2 separate regions of the Homo sapiens genome follow, and region 1 is linked to region 2. Evidence: chromatin loops called from intact Hi-C (ENCODE). Cell type or tissue: B cell. All regions are shown on one strand. Each heading gives the region's core, and the rest is flanking DNA. Links, peaks and the distances in the headings are about the cores only.

What was found. Peaks named below come from ENCODE experiments on the same cell type or tissue, not always from the same donor. Only the 100,000 strongest peaks of a DNase experiment are listed, where the experiment ranks them.
Region 1: a loop joins it to region 2, with 21 times the contacts of the local background. A loop is called at or near these places in 10 of 110 quality-filtered maps.

The regions. Positions count from the first base shown.
Region 1 is chr6:13,191,941-13,197,789 of GRCh38, reverse strand. All of the region lies in intron 7 of PHACTR1 (phosphatase and actin regulator 1), which reads right to left. Among named protein-coding and RNA genes, the nearest start is that of TBC1D7, 130 kb to the left of the region's middle. RefSeq lists a silencer at 2,631-2,720. In B cell, for the core only: a CTCF peak has its summit at 2,712 (motif pointing left); a DNase peak (open chromatin) is centred at 2,709.
Region 2 is chr6:13,274,892-13,280,740 of GRCh38, reverse strand. It overlaps PHACTR1 (phosphatase and actin regulator 1), which reads right to left. Exons shown (of 15, transcript NM_030948.6): 12 at 2,412-2,473. The region is part of intron 8 of TBC1D7-LOC100130357 (TBC1D7-LOC100130357 readthrough); the gene reads left to right. It overlaps LOC100130357 (a long non-coding RNA gene), which reads left to right. Exons shown (of 5, transcript NR_160971.1): 5 at 1-1,584. Among named protein-coding and RNA genes, the nearest start is that of TBC1D7, 51 kb to the left of the region's middle. RefSeq lists an enhancer at 2,403-2,572. In B cell, for the core only: CTCF peaks have their summits at 2,147 and 2,346 (motif pointing right); DNase peaks (open chromatin) are centred at 2,450 and 3,230; H3K4me3 peaks cover 758 bases; H3K27ac peaks cover 3,220 bases.

The DNA of each region.
Region 1 (5,849 bases), core at 1,121-5,120, 83 kb after region 2:
GGGAAGGAGGTGCAGAGGCTTCTGCTGTGGGCCGAGGGCAGAATGTCCTGGTGAAACCACCACTGGCTTAGAACTCAGAAGAATGATTCTAGATCCTTGAGGGATAGCATTAGGAGACATACCTAATGTAAATGACCAGTTAATGGGTGCAGCACACCAACATGGCACATGTATACATATGTAACAAACCTGCACATTGTGCACATGTACCCTAGAACTTAAGGTATAATAATAATAATAAAAAAAAAAGGAACTCAGAAGAGCTGGGGTTTAAGTACAGCTCCAAGACCAAGAAACTTTGTTACTCTTCCTAAGACATTTAGCTTTCCTGAGCCTCAGTTTTCTCATCTGTAGAAAGGGAGTATTGCCCAGAGTATAGATCTGTAATGAGAAGTAAATAGATTAATAACTACACAGCTCCATGCAAGGTGCTGAGGGGACCTTAGGGTTGAAATCTAGCCTGAGGCCTGCCCTGGTGTGGGGCTGATTCACTCTAGAGGAAGGGGCATCCTCTACAGGGCACTTTTTCTAATTTTACAAAGTCTCCATATAGGTCAGCAGAAGGCCTGAGTATAAAGTAGCCCCCGTACAGTCCTTGATGCATCAGAGGAGATCAGCAAATGTAGTCTTGATTCTGAGACAAACATCATAATACATTCCCCACCTCTGCCATAGGTTGTTTGGAGGGTCAGACAGGATCACGTGAACGTGCTTTGTAAATTGCAAAGTACCTTATATAGCTGCAGTGTTGCTAATAGGGCTTTCACCACACTTCTGAAAATCCACCTATCCTGATGCTTTCCAGCCTGGGGTGGGAAGGTAGAAGCCAAAAAAACAACAGAGAGTGTTTAATATGTGGTGGTACTATCATAAGTAAGCAGTGGAAAAGAGCAGAGGTGATTGGAAAGTGAATCAAGTAATAGAGCAGAGAGGCTTGCGAAAGACTTCCATGGCGGTTCTCCATGCTTGCAACAAAACACCACCACAAAATGCTCCAGGAGAGGTTTCTAGGTTTCAGTGTATTGTTCTGATGCACACCGCACTACATCGGTATTGAAAACTAGTGACTGGGGCCGGGTGCAGTGGGTCAAGCCTGTAATCCCAGTACTTTGGGAGGCCAAGGCGGGCGGATCACGAGGTTAGGAGTTCAAGACCAGCCTGACCAACATGGTGAAACCCTGTCTTTAAAAAAAGTACAAAAATTAGCTGGGCGCAGTGGCATGCGCCTGTAGTCCCAGCTACTTGGGAGGCTGAGGCAGGAGAATCGCTTGAACCTGGGAAGCGGAGGTTGCAGTGAGCTGAGATTGTACCACTGCGCTCCACCGTGGGCAACAGAGTGAGACTCTGTCTCAAAAAACAAAAAAAAAAAGAAAGAAAACCAGTGGATGATCTAGGAGTCTGAAAACCTGCGTCCTTTGCTTTTAACTGCCTGAGGAAGACATCTAACCTTCCTGGGATTTTGTCTCTTTACCTCTAAAGATCCTAGAATAAAAATGCCTCCTTTCCCTTGATTCCTGGGATAAAAATGCCTCCTTTCCCTTGACAGCACCTCACTGAATAAATGGTTTTGCATCTATCTGATGCATGATATTTATTAATTGTTGGAGGATACACACTACTTCTTGCCTTTCTAATGATGATGGTGGCTGCTCCTGCTGGGAAACACACAGAGCTCTCTGCTTGCTGACTTATTTCTGCAGCTAGACTGATTGAGATGCAGTGTATTCATAAAACTGTCTCTGTTGATGGAGTGGAAGAAGCAAAAACGACCAGTTCCAGAGAACAAGGAAAATAAACCCAAACCGTGAATGTCACAGAGCCATAAAACCCAAGAGGGCTGTATTTCCAAACCTGACACAGCCCTGGCTGATGACTTCAGACAAGGAAAGAAAAAGCAAAGATGACTTCTAAAGTTGGTCCTTGTGCCGTATGGCTGTAGCCGACACACGGAATAAGTGTGGACTAAATAAATACACCTCTAACCTCTCTTCTTACCACCACAAATGAACTTTTTTTTTTTTTTTTTTTTTTTGAGACGGTGTCTCTCTCTGTCGCCCAGGCTGGAGTACAGTGGCGCGATCTCAGCTCACTGCAATGTCCGCCTTCTGGGTTCAAGCAATTTTCATGCTTCAGCCTCCTGAGTAGCTGGGATTACAGGTGCTCGCCACAACGCCCAGCTAATTTTTGTAGTTTCAGTAGAGATGGGGGTTTCACCATGTTGGCCAGGCTGGTCTCAAACTCCCAACCTCAAGTGATCCCTTCATCTCGGCCTCCTGAAGTGCTGGGATTACAGGCATGAGCCACCGCGCCAGGCCACAAATGAACTTTTTAATCAGCACCTGCTATAGAGGCCCATTTGTAACTGCTGCTGTATCGGCAGTTACTTGTCAATGAGCACAGCACTTAGTGCCCAATGAATAAAGGTGTTGCAAAATTTTCTCAGTCATTTGCCAACTAGTTGCAGTGAGTTGGAATTACTTATCTCCTTTAATTACTTAACCTTAGCTATAGGTACTCCACCTGAAGATGGTGGACTATAATAAAGGGCCTATTGGCAGTATATCTGGAACAGAAATGAGAGTCTAGCATCACTAATCTACTAAATCAGATTCCCCTTGGCTGCAAGAAAGAGGTCAACAGGAGCTCCATCAGTTCCTTCAGAACACGAGGCCCGCCTAGGGATGATCACTCGCCTGGCGTTTTGCCTTGGTCAAAGGCAAAATGTGCTGACTGACCCCTTGTGGTGAGAGGGATGATGTTGAGAGAAACAAGAGTAATGAAAAAAATGTTATTTTTGTGAAATGCCCCAAACCTGGCTTTCCCTTCCAAGCCAGGTCAGCATGTGAAAACCACAGCAGACATCTGGCCTCCGTGAGGACCGTCCTCAGATCTGGAATCATAACCTCAAGGGCCATGATAACATACACAACCCTGGCACCCTCAGCTGACTTAGTTTCAGAGCCGCTTTCTACAAAGAAACATTAAATTTAAAAAAAAATTTTACTAGACAAATAATAATTGTAGATATTCATGGGATGACATTTTGATACATATTTGTAATGTGGGATGATTAAATCAGGCTAATTAACAAATCCATCACCTTACATACTTATCATGTTTTGGCAGTGAAAACATTTAAAATCTTCTGTCTTGGCAATTTTGAAATATACAATCCATTATTAAATGTACCCTGGGAAGATGGCCATGAGTAGGGAAGGACTGGAGAGGAGAGTCACTCTCCAGCTAACTGAGTCACTTAGGCACGTCACCCTTGCAGGGCATGTAATTCAGTTAGTTTTTTTTTTTTTCTTCAATAAAATTACACAGTATTCATTGCCAGAGAACTGCTCTCTTTTCTTTTTCCTTTCTTTCTTTTTTTTTTTTTTTTGAGACGGAGTCTTGCTCTGTCACCAGGCTGGAGTGCAGTGGTGTGATCTTGGCTCACTGCAACCTCCACCTCCTGGGTTCAAGCAATTCTCCTGCCTCAGCCTCCTGAGTAGCTGGGACTACAGGCACGCGCCACCACGCCCAGCTAATTTTTGTATTTTTAGTAAAGACAGGGTTTCACTATGTTGGCCAGGATGGTCTTGATCTCTTGACCTCGTGATCTGCCCACCTTGGCCTCCCAAAGTACTGGGATTACAGGCGTGAGCCATCGCGCCCAGCCCAGGAAACTGCTCTCAAAGAGTCAAAATGGTAGATGTCCTTCTAATCATGGAACAAACACCTGTTGAGAGGATCAGTAAGTATTTTGTGAGAAATTATAAATCACCTATATAAAAACACATCATATTGTTTATGTCTGCAGCCATGGACTGGTGCTGCTGCTCCTAGGGAGACCGGAAGAGAAGAATGCCCTTCAATTGATCACTGTGCTGTTGAACCTGGGCCTTCTGCAGGACAGGCATAAAGGAGGGTGAGAAATGCAGAGATGGAGAGATGAAAGGATCATTCATTCATCCAAGCAGATAGGGAATCAAATCAAAGTCACCACGTCATCAGGGTGAGCATCGACACATTCATCTGCTCTCAAAACATGCAAAACAGGAGATAGACGTATGAAGTTTGAAAGTAAATTGAGATCATATAAAAGAAAATACTGAGCTGGATGTGGCAGATCTCGCCTGTAGTCCCAGTTACTTGGGAGGCTGAGGCAGGAGGACTGTTTGAGCCCAGGAGTTGGAGATCAGTCTGGGCAACATCGAGAGACCTTGTCTCTAAAAAAATTTTAAAAAATTAGCTGGGAGTAGTGGCGCATGCCTATAGTCCCAGCTACTTGGGAGGCTGAGGTGGGATGATCATTTGAGCCCAGGAATTTGAGGATGCAGTGAGCTATGATCATGCCACTGCACTCCAAGTTGGACAACATAGTGAGACCGCATCTCAACATACACTCCCCAAAACTATATATATATATATATATATATATATACACAGAGAGCTATTAAGAGGTAGAATATTCATGGTGACAGTGTAAGTTCAAGCTAGATCCATAAATACTTTAAAGGAAAAACAAGGATGGCTGCAGCTCATCTCTTACCTTGCATCTCTTGGATGCAGGATGATATTTATTCACTGTTGGAGGTCACACTCGTATTTTTTGCATTTACAATGATGTTAATGGCTGGTCTAACTGTCTGTAGTTGGTGTGTGTAAGAGCATGCCTGTTTCCTTCCAAAATTCTTAGTGTACGGCCTGAGAACTACGGCTGGACCATGAGTTTGACCAATATGGATGACTGTCATGTTCTAACTGCTACTCTTTAAAGGGGTTGCTTTTACATCTAGGTTATCATGTTTCCTTCAAACACTACAGAATACAGGGGAATCAGGGTTAATTTATGGCAGAACTTAGAACTGGAGAACATTTTGCTAACTTCCCTAAAATGCAAGTATCCTGCTATGAAGATACAGGCAAAAGATCATCAAACTCCTCCTTCAGCAACAGGGCTTCTCTCCCTCACAAAGCCTCCTGTTCAGCATTAGCTAAGGACTCAGCAGGGAACACATCAGATTAAATCCCTGCCCTCATGAAACTTACCCCTGGGATGTTTAGAAAATATGCAAAAGGAAGGAAGCTTGGTGCCCTTTGCAATTTCATGTTGATGTTGGACATGCCCCAGTTTATTTATACATCCAGTTATAAATCCATCGAACAGCATTACTGTCCATCTTATTCACAGGAACAATTGAGAGACATGCTTGGCTGAAATCAAGCAATTGCTGCTAAAAAGTGCACAAAAGATGCTAACTTCCTTCTACAAAGTTAAATCCTTCCTCGTGACATTCACAGCTCTCCACAGTTTCACCACAATCCACTTTTCAGCCCCAATTTTCCTTACTACACCACAAGAATCCTACATCCCTGCTGATAGGACTATTTGCTATTTCTTGAACATAATAAGCCTTGTACCCACGTGCCTGTGTGTCCTTTGCATCTTGTTTAAGAACAACCTCCTCCTCCAATCCTACCTGTCAAAATCCCACTCATCTTTAAGGCTTGTCTTAAATAACTCCTCCTTAATGATGCTTTTTCTTGATTCCTCCAAAAGGATTTGACTTGTTATACTTGAATTTATTTAGAGCCATGTTTACATCTCCTCCTATTAAACATTTTCTGTAGCTTATCACAGCCTGCAGCTCCTCCCGCTGATGGCCTTAACCATTTTTGTACATTGTATGAGGGCTGGCAGAACACCTTGCACATAGCAGGCATTGAAAACATAAGTGCTGAGTGAATTAAATCTCCAACCTAACAGTGCTACAAAAAAGACAGGTATTTTGCTACGCTCTTTGCCCTGGTTATAGAAATCAGAGCAGAAAGCATCCTTTAAAAACTGTTTTAATCAA
Region 2 (5,849 bases), core at 840-4,839:
GGCCGCAGGCATGTCTTTTTTAAAAAGACAAAGCATGTAATTTTTATATTAGTCTCAGTTTGGTCAGAGAAAATGACTGGTCTGTTGCTATCAGCCTCAGTTACTACGCTTTATTTTTTATTTTTCTTACTAGTGCATTACAGTTAAATAGAATTTTATTGAAGAAGTTATTGGGCTGAAGGCAGATCACTGTAAAGCAGCCCCCATCACTGGCATCTGGTCTCAGTGTGATAAATGCTCAAGAGGAGAAGAACCTTCACAGGGCCAGGAAGTGATGATGTAGGTTCCCTACCTGCCGGAAGGCGCCACATCTCTGCCCGCAAAAGCAGATATGGAAGTTGCCCCTCTGTTCTCCAGTCTCTCTCTTAGAAGCAGTTATCCCCTCTCAAGCTCCTTATTTCTAACCCCCCCAGCCAGTCCCAGGGGAGGGCAAATGCTAAAATTCCAAGGCCATTTCCCTGGGAGAAGAAAGGAGAGGTGAGCAGGAACAGAGAGGCAATTATTTGATTGTGGAGACCCGCAAAACCTATGAACTATTTGGGGTCCCCATCCCTAGTGTCACCTACCCTAGGGAGATGGGTGTGGAAAGGAAGACTCTTTACTCGCTCATTACCAAATCATGCAGTTAGTCAAGTTCTCCGCAAAATCATATCAACTTTGTTAAGAGATAGGAATTAAATAAATGTCTAAGTATTTCTCTGTGACCGTCTTTTAGCAAGCAACCTTAAAACTGGGTGAATTTTGGGGATCCAGCAACCAATTCTGAAAAATTTGATGAAAATCTGATTTAAACAACTTTTTTTTTTTCTAAGTGTCTAGACCTTTCTGTATCAGAAATGAAAGTTTATCACAGTGTCTTTTTCGAGCCCCAGTCATTTCAAGGACACGATGAGAAAAAGCTAATGCATCTCTCCTGCTCTTCTCACTACTCAAGCTCAGGAAAAACTGCACCCTGCATCCAAAGAGTGGGTGGGCTTAAGGATGTAAAGGGTCCAACCTTGACGGGTGGGACAGCGACTGGCTGGTGAAGTCACTTAGCTCTTGCTCTAGTCTCCACCAGGGTGACCCCAGCCAGTCGTCTGGCCATTCAGGCACTTGTTTGTCCAGCTCTTGCTAATTGGGTTGGCATTTGGCTTGTCACCAGGTATTTGGGATGCTCGCAGGGAAAGTGTGGAGAAATACAAACCATCACCTTAATAATTGGTATGATATTTCAGGATCTCTGAATTTCTTCCTTTGTGTGATATTTCTGGAGAGAAAAATCCACTAATAAACCTTTTTAAAATTAATATTAATGGGCCTCTTAACTGTAGCTAAGATATGAGAGTATCTTTCTCTCAAGATGGTCACTGTAGGAGGCTGATTAAAAACACTTTGACTTCGTCAGACAGAAGGGAGTATTGTATCTTGCATGTCATCAATTAATTAAACTTTTCAGCATCATCCAAGAATAGCCTTAACAATGCGTTTATTATTAAAGAGGACACTCATGTGGAATGAGATGCATGCGAGGCTACAGTGCATTGCCAAACCATCTATTTTTGGGGTTAAGACTATATTAAAATTCCAGTTTTATGACTTTAAGCTATGTGCTTCTCAAACATCTGCTTTAAATTTGTCAGTACTTTCGTAATTTAGCCTAATAAAGTTGCATAGTTCTTAATTCCTAGGGAAAGAATAGTGTCAGGGGGAGCAAAAAAAAAAAAAAAGTCTATACTTTCCCAGGGTCATAGCAAATAATTGTGTAATATTCGAACTAGTAATTTTTTTTTTTTTTTGAGACAGAGTCTTGCTCTGTTGCCCAGGCTGGAGTGCAGTGGCGCGATCTCGGCTCACTGCAACCTCTGCCTCCTGGGCTCAAGCAATTCTCCAACCTCAGACTCCCATGTATCTGGGACTACAGGTGCACATCACCATGCACAGCTAGTTTTTGTATATTTACTTTGACAAAGACAGCATTTTACCATGTTGCCCAGGCTGGTCTCGAACTCCTGGCTTCAAGCTATCCACTCACCTTGGCCTCCCAAAGTGCTGGGTTTATAGGCATGAACCACTGAACCTGGCCTTTGAACTACTGATTTTGATTATGAATTTCCCATTGCTTAATGGGATTATAGTGAATTTTGTAAAACAAAACATTTAGTATAATCAAAAATACAACGCAATAGCCATCGAGTTGTTAGGAAGTAGGTGGGTGTCACAAAATCAAACAACATTGAGTGTCACCAGCTGAAAGGACTGAGGGTCATGAAGCTGAGTGGAGAGGTCTTATAGAGTAAGAGAGTGGCACTCTCTGACACAGGAGGAGAGGAACCAGGCAGCGGTGAGGCCACTGAGGCCAGCAGAGGGCAGAGGTGTGGCAGGCAGCCCACCCTCTCCTGTCCCAGCTCTTGGCATGGAGAACCACCTACCTTTCGGGTTAGCCTCCTCTTGATCTCTCTCTTCTCCTCCTGTTCCTCTTGTTCATTCCGAGCTAAAAAAAATATTTAAGATGTTTTTTTATTTCAGTAAACAGTGTTGTGTACAGGTGCATCCTTTGGACCTTGGCAGGCTCTAGGCCAAGCATCTCATTTTAATAAAGGGAAGAGAGTACTCCTGTCCCCTCCCCCAGCTGCCCTTCTCCTTATGGGGATTGCTTTCCAAACTACCTGCGTTGTTTCAAATTGCTACTGAGCAGGCTGACCTTGTCATTTTGCCTTCTTTACATCACATGGGGTTTCAGGTCTCCAGGCAGAGATGCTGGGTTGAGAAATGTGGCTACAAGGCAGGAAGGTAGGTTTTTTTTTTTTTTTTGACACGGTCTCGTTCTGTCTCCCAGGCTAAAGTGCAGTGGCACAATCATAGCTTACTGTAGCCTGGAACTCCTGGGCTCAAGTGATTCTCCTACTTCGGCCTCCCAAGTAGCTAGGACTACACATGCACGCCACCACACCTGACTAATTTTAAAAATGTTTTGTTGAGATGGGGGTCTCATGATGTTGTTCAGGCCGGTCTTGAACTCCTGGCATCAAGCAATCCTCCTGCCTTGGCCTCTCAAAGTGCTGGGATTACAGGTGCAAGCCACCGCACAGCCCAAGGAGGTGGGTGGGAATGTTGACACGGGGACACACAGGCATTTGGGGAGATGTGAGGCTCCTTTCTTTGGATAAGACTGGGGCTCACTCATTCTTTGTTGAGCCTCCCAGACACTGAAGGAGGCTCATTGTGGTATAGTCCTTGTGTCTGGTGCCCTGTGGGTGTAGAGAGAGCAGAAGACTGCCCTCAACCTGCTGCAGGAACAAGACAAGGCAGGAGGAATTTCAAAACGCTCACCTTTCACAAGCCCTGATTCCATCGATTGTTTGAATCTTCCATGAAGTCCACAGAGCATGGGTGAGGCCAGAGTGTGGGATACAATTGCCTGCATGTAGACTCTTTAGGAGTGGCTCAGAAGAGTAGACTGCAGAGCCTGAAAGCTCTTGCCTTAATATATGGGTGATTTACTCATCAGATTTTTAAATAGCTGTACATGGGAGAGTCTGGGGTAGGGGGCAGATACTTGAAGGGCAGAGAATCTGGGCTTATTTCTCCTTTTAAGCTAACTGGATGACCTGGGGTAGACCATTTCCCTTCTGAACCTTGGAAGAATTCCTTGATATCTGTGGAAGCACAGATATCAGCGTAGCATTGTTGGACTTGGAAAAACTATGGAAGTCAGCTTGTATCAAAGAAGGCCTGTGATTCTCAGCCGTTAAATTTCAAATGGCGTTAGTAAAAGGAAACACGTTGATTTTGGCATAGGGTGCATCACGACTGCCTGGGACACTAGTTGGCTCATTTTGAAAATCACAGTTGTTGAATTATATTTTGGTAACTTCATTAGTTTGTTGTATTGGTGCACACATGCAATTCAGGTATGGTTGCTGATTGTCTCAGTATGGGACAGGTCTTTATTTTATTTTTTAAATTTTTTTAATTTTTTATTTTTTTGAGATGGAGTCTTGCTCTGTTGCCCAGGCTGGAGTGCAGTGGCATGATCTCGGCTCACTGCAAACTCCACCTCCCAAGTTCAAGCGATTCTCCTGCCTCAGCCTCCCGAGTAGCTGGGATTACAGGTGCCCACCACCACACCCAGCTAATTTTTGTATTTTTAGTAGAGATGGGGTTTCACCATATTGGCCAGACTGGTCTCGAACTCCTGACCTCAGGTGATCCACCCGCCTCAGCCTCCCAGAGTGCTGGGATTATAGGCGTGAGCCACCGCGCCCGGCCTTGGGACAGGTCTTTAAAGGAAGGAAACCCCCTGTGCCTAGAAAGGGGTGGGGACCATCTGATAACTGTGTCACCTTTACACTCAAGGTGACTATACCTCCCACTAGCACAAGTGGTGTAAGGTCAGAGCAGAAATCAGGCCCTTGAGGGCCACCCCCACGGGCCTGATTTGGCCCCCCAACCGCCTGTGGGCATAAGGCTTTGTAGAAAGGCAGCACAAGAAACAGCCACATCTTGCTGTGGGCTGAGGTCACCAGAGGTCCCTGCTCCAGCCTACCCTACAGTGCCTGAAACCGTCACCATGAGTGTGCTTTCCTTTGGATTTAGAGATCCTATCTCCCTCCCGGAGAGGTTTTTTTTTTTTTTAATGCAAATTTCTCTTGAATAAAAGCCCATTAAACTAGTCAGCCATTAATAGCTCAGTATGAATTAATCTAGTAGAGATAAACTGGGGGGCAGACAGCAACACCCGGAAGTAGGGAGCCCCCAGACAGTGACATTTGTACAAATGCAAATTTCAGTGGGATAAAACCTATTAAACTAGTCAGCCATTAATATCTTAGTATGAATTAATCTAGCAGAGTTAAATGGGGAGGCAGACAGCAAGAACCAGAAGGAGGGAACTCCCATTTTGCGATGTCTCAGGTGGGAAAACGGATGGAAGAAAAGGTGGTCTGGATGTTGGGTCACCAGGGACAGCTAGAGGGCACACGGTGAAAATTTACAGAAGCACAGAATACTAGGGCCATGAGGGGACCTAGTGACCACCTCGTCTACCACTCCTGGTTTATAACTGAGGATCTGAAGCCTCAGGGGTGTTAAGTGGCCAGTCACACCCTACCTGGCTCAGTGGTTACACAGATAGGTTTTTTCCTGTGGTCATGTTTTGTGTGGGGCCGGCTCTCCTCCTCATTACTAGCCTCAGACTTCTGATCCTACAGGTCCCTTCAGAGCCGTGAAGGCGGGCATCCTGTGACACAGCTGACACAGCATGGAGCCTTCATCTCCTATGTGCGTTTCTTAGGTCACTCTGAGGGGTGGGGCCACAAGCTACCACCTACAGAATTGATACCTTTAGTTCAAAGCCATTGACCAACCCAGGTTCATGAATTTTCAGGCAGAAGGTACCAAGACAACCCCATTAGGCAACTAGGAAGACAGGCCAGGAAAGGCCTACGATGTCGTCATTACAGCTGCCACCGTCAGAGGGTTCATTATGTGCTCAGAGGTGCACAGGGCCTCACTGGCTGCTGGACAGAACAGGGGCTGCTCCCAGGACCAGGCAGGGTGGGGCTGGAAACCAACCCAAGGCTCTCAAAGCTCCAGGGCTGAGCCATGGCATCTCTGTGCCCTGTTCCCCACCACCCAACACCGAGCAGTTCCTCAAATGGCTGAAAGCTCAGAAAATCAGTTTTAAAACAAACTATTGGAGGATGTTTTCTTATACCACTAGACATTTTTTTTGTTTAACAATCGCAATAGATTAAATTTAAAAAAATATTTAGGAGAACATAGTTCCAGAATACAGGGAAAAATAAGAACCTATGGGAAAACAAGTTGATTTCTGAAAAGTTTCAAAACTATGAAATGACCAACCT